Regions from separate parts of the Homo sapiens genome. Here region 1 is linked to region 2. Evidence: read pairs that join two places in POLR2A ChIA-PET (ENCODE). Cell type or tissue: OCI-LY7. All regions are shown on one strand.

The links. ChIA-PET counts read pairs that join two places held together with the same protein. Peaks named below come from ENCODE experiments on the same cell type or tissue, not always from the same donor. Only the 100,000 strongest peaks of a DNase experiment are listed, where the experiment ranks them.
Region 1: POLR2A ChIA-PET joins it to region 2 with 10 read pairs; 8 of 35 experiments call an interaction of 5 or more read pairs at or near these places.

The regions. Positions count from the first base shown.
Region 1 is chr15:78,981,425-78,985,424 of GRCh38, forward strand. RASGRF1 (Ras protein specific guanine nucleotide releasing factor 1) reads right to left here. Exons shown (of 27, transcript NM_001145648.3): 23 at 3,583-3,780. LOC100129540 (a long non-coding RNA gene) reads left to right here. Exons shown (of 2, transcript NR_148998.1): 2 at 3,038-4,000. Among named protein-coding and RNA genes, the nearest start is that of CTSH, 38 kb to the left of the region's middle. In OCI-LY7, no CTCF peak of the experiment used is centred here; no DNase peak of the experiment used is centred here.
Region 2 is chr15:78,877,080-78,881,079 of GRCh38, forward strand. MORF4L1 (mortality factor 4 like 1) reads left to right here. Exons shown (of 12, transcript NM_006791.4): 2 at 1,134-1,180; 3 at 3,433-3,500. Among named protein-coding and RNA genes, the nearest start is that of MORF4L1, 6.2 kb to the left of the region's middle. In OCI-LY7, no CTCF peak of the experiment used is centred here; a DNase peak (open chromatin) is centred at 2,102; H3K4me3 peaks cover 1,970 bases.

The sequences.
Region 1 (4,000 bases), 100 kb after region 2:
GATAGGTTAGAGACTTCCTTTGCAGCTCTGTTCCTCAAGATTCAGAATGTGGCTGAGAAACCGCGGGAGCACAGCGGTACGTCACGCCACCAGAGCCCTAGTCAGCCTGGAGGGGACACAGGCCCCGGAGGCCAAGCACACGCCCAATCTTGGGGTCAGATTTCTGCTGAGAAATTTGTCTACTGAGAAGGACAATCTAAGTCTCCATTCTGACAGGAAGAGATCTGTGTGTGCTCTTCAAGGGGAAAGAAGGGCTGAGCGTACCATTCAGTTCCATGCCTTATCAACAAGTAGAAAAAGCCTCGCCACCTGGTGTGGACTAATCCTGTTCAGAGCACAGCTGTATTCTGGATCTGGTGAAAGAGACATGCAGCAGAATAGCACACACCACACGGAGTCAAGGCAGATGATTCTGCTTTCACTTGAGATGTCTGCTGTCCGATGACTGGCAAAGGCTGGATGCCCTGGCCCACCTCCGTTCCAGAGTCTCAGCTTCCCTCCTGCACTTGCCCCTTTCCAGAGCAGCACCCTCCTTCCTTTTCTTCTCCATCCACCTGCAGAGGAATGACCTGATACGGCTTGAGGTCAGAGGCGGGGGCTGAGTCAGGAAACCTAGGGCCTCCCCAGCCTCTGTCACCTATCCCTGGCATGCCGACTGGCAAATCACCACTCCTCTTGCCTTTATGGGCCTCAGTGTCCCCATCTGGAAAATGGGAGGGTAAGTCCAGGTGTTCCCTAAGGCAATACTAGCTCAGATACTCTAGAATTGTGGAAGACACAGAAGCTTGATCAGGAGGTCCCAGTGGCCATGCAGTTCTAGATGAAGTGTCACCGTACTCTGAGGCTGTGAAAATGTGCAGAAGATATTCTGGAACCAATTTGTGGCTCTGGGCTGGGCACGTTTTTAACTTCCTCCACATCCCCGTGCTTGCTGTGTATGGATGCTCCTCTTTGGGTTGTCATGCTGTCTCCAGGAAGGAGCTCTATGGCCTGGGAAGCCACAGAATTTTCTCAGCTGCTGCTTAAAAAGTATGTTCCAAGTTGAAGCAGTTCAAGCATCTTCTAGCTGGGCCAGGAGCTTCTATCCTGTGATGCTCCATGGGATACCAAGCCTCTGGGATCTTGGGTGTCTCTGTTAGAGTGTGGACACCAGCAGGCAGAAATGGGGGGCCCTTGGAATATGGGATTGAAAGCAGGAACCAAGCAAGGACCCTTGGAGTCAGTGTCAGGAAGAAAGATGATTTTGTGGTCTCCTAAATTCCATCACTTCCTGTTCACCAAGCAGAGGACTTCTGGCTGGACAAGAATGTTCCCTCCCAGAGAGGCCAAAATCGATTGTTAGCCAAGGCGAGGCTTTTGTCTCCACTAAAGTACAGCGATCCCCAGGAGAGGCGACACACAAATCCACGTTAGTCATTGTACTGTCGTATGGAAGAGTATCATCATCAGATCGTCTCTTGGGTTTTTTTTTTCCCCAAAGAGGATGGGGAGAGGGGTTAAAAGAAGAAAGGGGAAATGAAAAGTCCCAAATGAAATCCAACTGCCTGACGCTTGCCAGGGGCTGAACCAGACTTGGACATAATGCTTTTCTGCTATGGTGAGCACATTTAAGTGAGCAGTAAAAACTGGCTGCTGAGGTTACAGTTCAGGCCATCTAAGAAACGTGGCCATTTTAGAGGGTCTCCAGTGTCCATGGGACGCCTGTAGAGAGAGAATGAACTGCCTCTGGCAGATGCCGAGCAGGCCATGGCCAGGAACTTCCAGAAGCTCCTGGGGCCAGGTGCTGTGCAGACACACAACTCTTACACGGCTGGGGGCTGCAGAAGACAGCTGGGTCCAGACTGCATAGAGGGTGGAGATCTCATGTGGTGCCAAAGGTATTTTTGATTTTTGGACCAGGCCAGCTGACCCTAGGTCCAGAATGACATCCTAGAACACAGGCTGAATCACATGCCCTGACCACTGACTGTCCTTGATTTGCACTCTCTGTAGAGAACAGAAGATTTCAGGATGGCCAAACTCATTCCCTCCCAACTCCATGAGGAGGGCAATGCAGGAGAGCAAGACCAAGAAATGCAAGGAGTGTGGGTTCCAGGAAGCCTAAGTGGGGTGGGAAACTGAAGCCTGGTCTGCAGGGCCTCTGGAAAAGATGATGTCATTCCCAAGAACAGGGGAGAAGGAGAGAGAGATTTACTTGGAATGGGCCCCCAGACTGTGGCAAGGGCCCTGCCTGAACCTTGACAAGCCAAACGAGGTTGGGTGACTTGGAGGTTTTGCAGAGCCTTGCTCAACACTTGCCTCCACGAGTTCATGACAGCATGTACCATGTTTGGCTAGATGTGCCTGCAGCTCTGAGCTCCTGTGCTCCTGAGCTCTGCTCTTTCCTGGAGCCCACAAACAAGAGTAGCATCTTTCACGGTCCTTGGCCCTAAGCCTGGCATCTCTGTGTGCCAAGAAGCAAGAGGCCCAATCCCACTGGGTTGTAATGGGGTGTCCCTGCATGTTCTGTAGTCCTGCTGTCATCAGGGGCTGGAGTGACCAGAAGGTGAGGGAAGGGTAGCAGAGATGTCCCAGATGAGTTTGGCTGCTAAGTAGGGAGGATTATGGACATGTCGTCTGCTTGGTGGGTGGAATCATGACCTGCCATTGACATGAGGAGGGTAGTGAGGAGCAGGTGATAAAGAGAACAATGAGGGGGACACAGTATGCAAGTCCAGAGTGGTCCAGATGAGACAGGGCCCTTGGAGCCACTGGGTCCCACACAGCCCACCCAGCGTCAGGATGACAGACACTGCTGCCAAGGGATTGTGCTTGGGGGCTTGCCCTGTCTACTGGGGGTGCTTGTCTGGCCTCCTGCACACATGCAGGCTGGGGTGGGGGCATCCACCAAGTGCACCAAGGAAGTGGTCCAAGTGCCTCATTGTCCTCTCCTATAAGGAGTGCTGGTCCCTCCTGACCCCAATGCAGGCAACTTCATTCCTGAGGAAGAATCTATCTTATGGTTTTATGTTCATGTTTTATGTTTATGGCTTTTCAGGTTCATGTTCTGAGTGAAGAGGGATTGAGCACACATTTAAGGTGATCAACTAGCCAACACGTTCCAGGAAGCAGCTAACTCTCTGTGGCCAGAAGCGCAGGTGAAATTAGAATCCTGGGAAGGGGCTTGCAGGATCATCTGACGGAAGTGTCCTCTGACGGAAGGGTCCTCCGATGGAAGGGTCCTCTGATGGAAGGGTCATCTGACCACTGTCTCAGCTGCCCTGCAGATCCCCATAAAGCCACCACTCTTGCCCCAACTCCAGAAGAAAAATGTTGGGACCAATAATCACCATCATATTCTTTCCACTTTGAGGTATTAATTACTCAAGTGGGGATTACAGTCCAGGTCTCACTGCCATATCTGTGGGCCTGCTATCTGGTCCCAGGTGATATAGGGGAAGCTATTCTGTTTTACCTGGGAGTGTTAGACCTCAGCCCAGTACTTTGCCCACTTGTGGATGCCCAGTGGCCAGCCCACGGGTCTTCCTGCCCTAGCCCCAATCCAGCCCCAGGGAGGCAGTGGTGCCAGCCTCCTGCCCGCACCTGCTTAGAGACTTTGAGCCACGTCTTTTTGAGCCGGAAGATTGCACTGCGGTTCATGGACGAGGTGATCTCCAGTACGGCATTGTAGTTGTGGAGGCAGCGGCATATGTCAGCTACGGCCACCCACTTCTCGATGGCGCTCACCCTGGCGTTGATGTCCTCATTGCGGATGATTTCTGAAGCAATCAAGTTACTGATCTTTAAGCCGATGCAATAAGACAGGGAAAAAGAGGAGTAAGTATTGCAAAGATGATAAATGGTCACTATTTGCAGATATGATTGCCTGCTTGAAAATACAAGAAGGAATTGGAAAACTACGAGAACAACTAACAGAGCTTGCTAGGGTTGCTGGCTAAAGGTTCAATATACAAAAATGAAAAGTTTATATATACATTAGCAATAATCAATTAGAAAATAC
Region 2 (4,000 bases):
GGGACTGAAGGTGCACATCACCACGCCCGGCTGATTTTTTTTTTTTTTTTTTTTTTTTTTTGAGAGGGCGGCTCCTTCTCACCCAGGCTGGAGTGCGGTGACAAGATCTTAGCTCACTGCAACCTCCACCTCCCGGGTTCAAGCGATTCTCGTGCCTCAGCCTCCCGAATAGCTGGGATTACAGGCACACACCACCATGCCTGGCTGATTTTTGTATTTTTAGAAGAGACAGGGTTTCGCCTGTTGGCCAGGCTGGTCTCAAACTCCTGACCTCAGGTGATCCAGCCACCTCGGCCTCCCTAAGTGATGGGATTACAGGCGTGAGCCACCTCGCCCCGCCTGCTCTTTTAATTTTAGAGCTAAAAAAGAGCTGACATTCTTGGATATTTCAGTTGTCCATGGGTCTTTTGAAACCAAGTGGACTGAAAATAATGTGTGCAAAATCTTTCAAGCTACACTCAAATGTAATCTGAGGTACTGCCTAGAATTGCTTCCAAGACTTCCAGGTCCTGACATTTTCTTTAGTCTTGAAGTAGGCTCAACGTAGACTGTTACGTTCCAAAGGTTAGGCTTTATTGTCTCATTTCTTTGTTCATTGAAGCAACTTAGCACCTAGAACATCATTCCACATTTGAAGAATGAACATAGTGAGACCCCTTAATCCAGCCAATCTCTGATGCATATTGATATTTTAATTTGTACGATATTTCACTGAGTAAAAGGGTTGGAAGCAGAGATACAAGTGGAGAGTAAAGGTCCTCAACTTAGAAAAACAGATGAGGAAAGCATTTAAAAAACTGTATTTTCAGATATATAGTTAAAACCAACCAACCAACCAACCTCGACAGCTTTGCAGGAGAGTCCGCTTATGTGCTTAACAGGTGATAGATGATTTGATTATTTAAGTAGATTGACCTGCTAATGAATTGTTTTTGTTTTTACCATCGGATACCAACGTGTTTTTGTCGTAGGGTATAGTTGAAGTTTGAGCCAAAGTGGTGCTCTGTATACCCGTCCTCATTTTTCCTAATTTGGCTAGGAATACCTTAATAAAAGTGTGATGACTCTCTAAGATGTTAATCTTTTTATATATGAGAAGAAATTACAATTCAGTACTTTTTCTCCCTTTACAGGTGAGCGAGTGCTGTGCTTTCATGGGCCTCTTCTTTATGAAGCAAAGGTATGAAACTTGTTTTCTTTTGAGAAGTTGGCCAAAACTACTGGTTAGATCTGGCCATTTAATATACAAGTACAGTATTTTGTTGTTGCCTCAGTAAGAGAGTTGCCTTTTTTAGGTTCGTAGTTAATAAATTTCTTCATCTTTCTGAGATTCTTATTGTTTTGCTTAGTGGCTCAAATGAATTAAAACATTGCTACTCTCTTCCACTTTTCTTACTCATCTGGAAGTAGCATTTGAGGGGAATGTTAGAAGGGGAAGATGGGCTGTGGGAACAAAGAGCATTTTGTGGTTAATGACTTGGTGAGAAAACATTGCTGAAGTTACTTTTAAAAGTAATATATGCTGAGTAAGCATTGAGCTAATTATATTAGGTTAAAGGTAAAAGCCAATATTAAAAATAAGTACATTTAACTGTTGATTGTTGATTTGTCTGGCAAAGTTTGTATTCTGGGAGGCCCCCTTTGTATCAGGGTGTGCTCAAGTTATAAAAACTGATTTTACATTTAGCTGAAGGTAAGCAGGAGAATGCATTCCAAAGTAAAAAAAAGTTTCAGTATTTTGTTTCTGATAACTTTTTTAGTACAAATATTTAAGACTTGACTATACCTTAAACAGTCGTAGCTCCAAAAATGAGCCCGTAAAATACAAAACAGTATAATGTTTAATTTATGTAATTTCTGCATAAATTCTTGGTGAGTAGTTTTATGCTATATGTGTCTGAAAATAGCCTTAAAGTGTCAGACATTTCTGACTAAATATTAGCCATTTTCACTACTTTTTTTTTTCCTGTGTTCTAAATACACAGAAGTGTATTTTTAAAGTTCTAAAGAGCCAAACGCGGTGGCACATGCATGTAGTTTCAGCTACTCAGAAGGCTGAGGCTAGAGGATTGCTTGAGCCCAGGAGTTCAAGGCCAGTTTGGGCAACCAAGCGAGACTCTCTCTCTCTTTATTTTTATGCTCCCCGCCCCGCCCCGCCCCCCAAGACAGTATTGCTCTGTCGCCCAGGCTGGAGTGCAGTGGTGCGATCTTGGCTCACTGTGACGTCCCCCTCCCGGGTTGAAGCAATTCTCCTGCCTCAGCCTCCCGAGTAGCTGGGATTACAGGCACCAGCCACCACACCTGGCTAATTTTTGTAGTTTTAGTAGAGACGGGGTTTCACCATGTTGACCAGGCTGGTCTTGAACTCCTGACCTCGTGATCCACCTGCCTCGGCCTCCCAAAGTGTTGGGATTAGAGGTGTGAGCCATTGCCCCTTGGGAGACTGTCTCTTAAAAAAGAAATCCTAAAATGACTGAATTTGGATGTATGGAGATGGTCAGGAATTTCTAAGTATATGTATACGTACATACATCTTAATGATATAATGTTTGTAAGTGCTAAATTACGACTCATGGCCAGGGGCTGTGACGTACAAGCCTGTAATCCCAGGGCTTTGGGGAGCCAAAGCAGGAGGATCACTTGAGGTCAGGAGTTTGAGATCAGTCTGGGCAAGATAGCAAGACTGTCTCTACCAAAAAAAAAAAAAAAAATTATGTCCTGTTAATCGTTTTTATCCCTGAATGTTGTTATTGTTGTATCAACGTTTGGCAAACTCTACTAAACTGGCTGATTTTTCTCCTGGCACCTGACACTCTGGTGAACAATTTTCGAATTGAAGCTATTGAAACAAATTAAACTGTTGTGGTTATTTTGGTTTTCTCTTAAAGACTTTTAAATCCAAAACCAGATAGTCATCACTTGTCATAGTTAATGACTTGCCTCTAGTAATTCCTTTTGTCTGGCTGCTTTTAAGAAAAGTGAAATATTTTTAATTCATTGCTTTACAAGTTGTTTAAACTAACTTTTCAGAAACAGGTCCATTTACTGCCTTTCATAAGCTAATGAAGTTTTTTTATAATATAGTTTAAAGACTTTGCTTTAGAGGAATTTGCTTTTGAAATAAATATAGCTCCTGGCTGATTAGACTGAGAAGACACAAGCATAGCTTTCATTAGCTGTCCTTGGATAGCTTTTGTAATCCATTGATTAAAGATTTAAGGTGACCTTTTATGCTTGTGGTTCTCAGCTTTGTTGGACCTTTTGTGACTAATCTTCAGTTTTGTAACTTGAGTATTCTACAAGCTTAGTGTTCTTAGTCATTCTGTTTAGGCCACCATAAAGCTTGTGTAGAGTGTCTTTGAAGGATGATTTGAAAAGGTAGTGTCTTTAAAAAATTTCTAAGTGAATTATTATTTTTTTTTTGAATTTCAGTGTGTAAAGGTTGCCATAAAGGACAAACAAGTGAAATACTTCATACATTACAGTGGTTGGAATAAAAAGTGAGTATTAGATCTTACAATTCTATTTGTAATTAACAAGATAGCTTGTGTCACTGACTGGCTTAGCAAGCATATGCTTTTCAATTCTGCAGTTTTAATGTAATATAGTACATATTGAAGCAAAGGTGAATCATTTGTAGTATGACAAAACTATTAGAAATTAGGGTACTGAGCCATTTTAATTTAAATATACTTGGATCTTGGGAATATTTGTTATGTTCTAGTGTAATATCTATTAGTCATATAGTCAATCAATTATTCTGGTTGAATGTGGCAATCACATTTTTCTGTTTTTTTTTTTTTCCTGGTTTTGGTACATTTTTAGGATGGCCTGAATTATTTGGCCTTACCACAAACATGTTGATTATATATGTTATTTCAAGCAGCTGTGCTAAAAAAAACTAGTTGGGTTTTCTGTCTAGAAAAGGGGAAAGGATAAAGGTTGCTTGATTGGGAAATAAAGACAGAATTTACCAGTCCATATTCTGAACTTTGGAAAC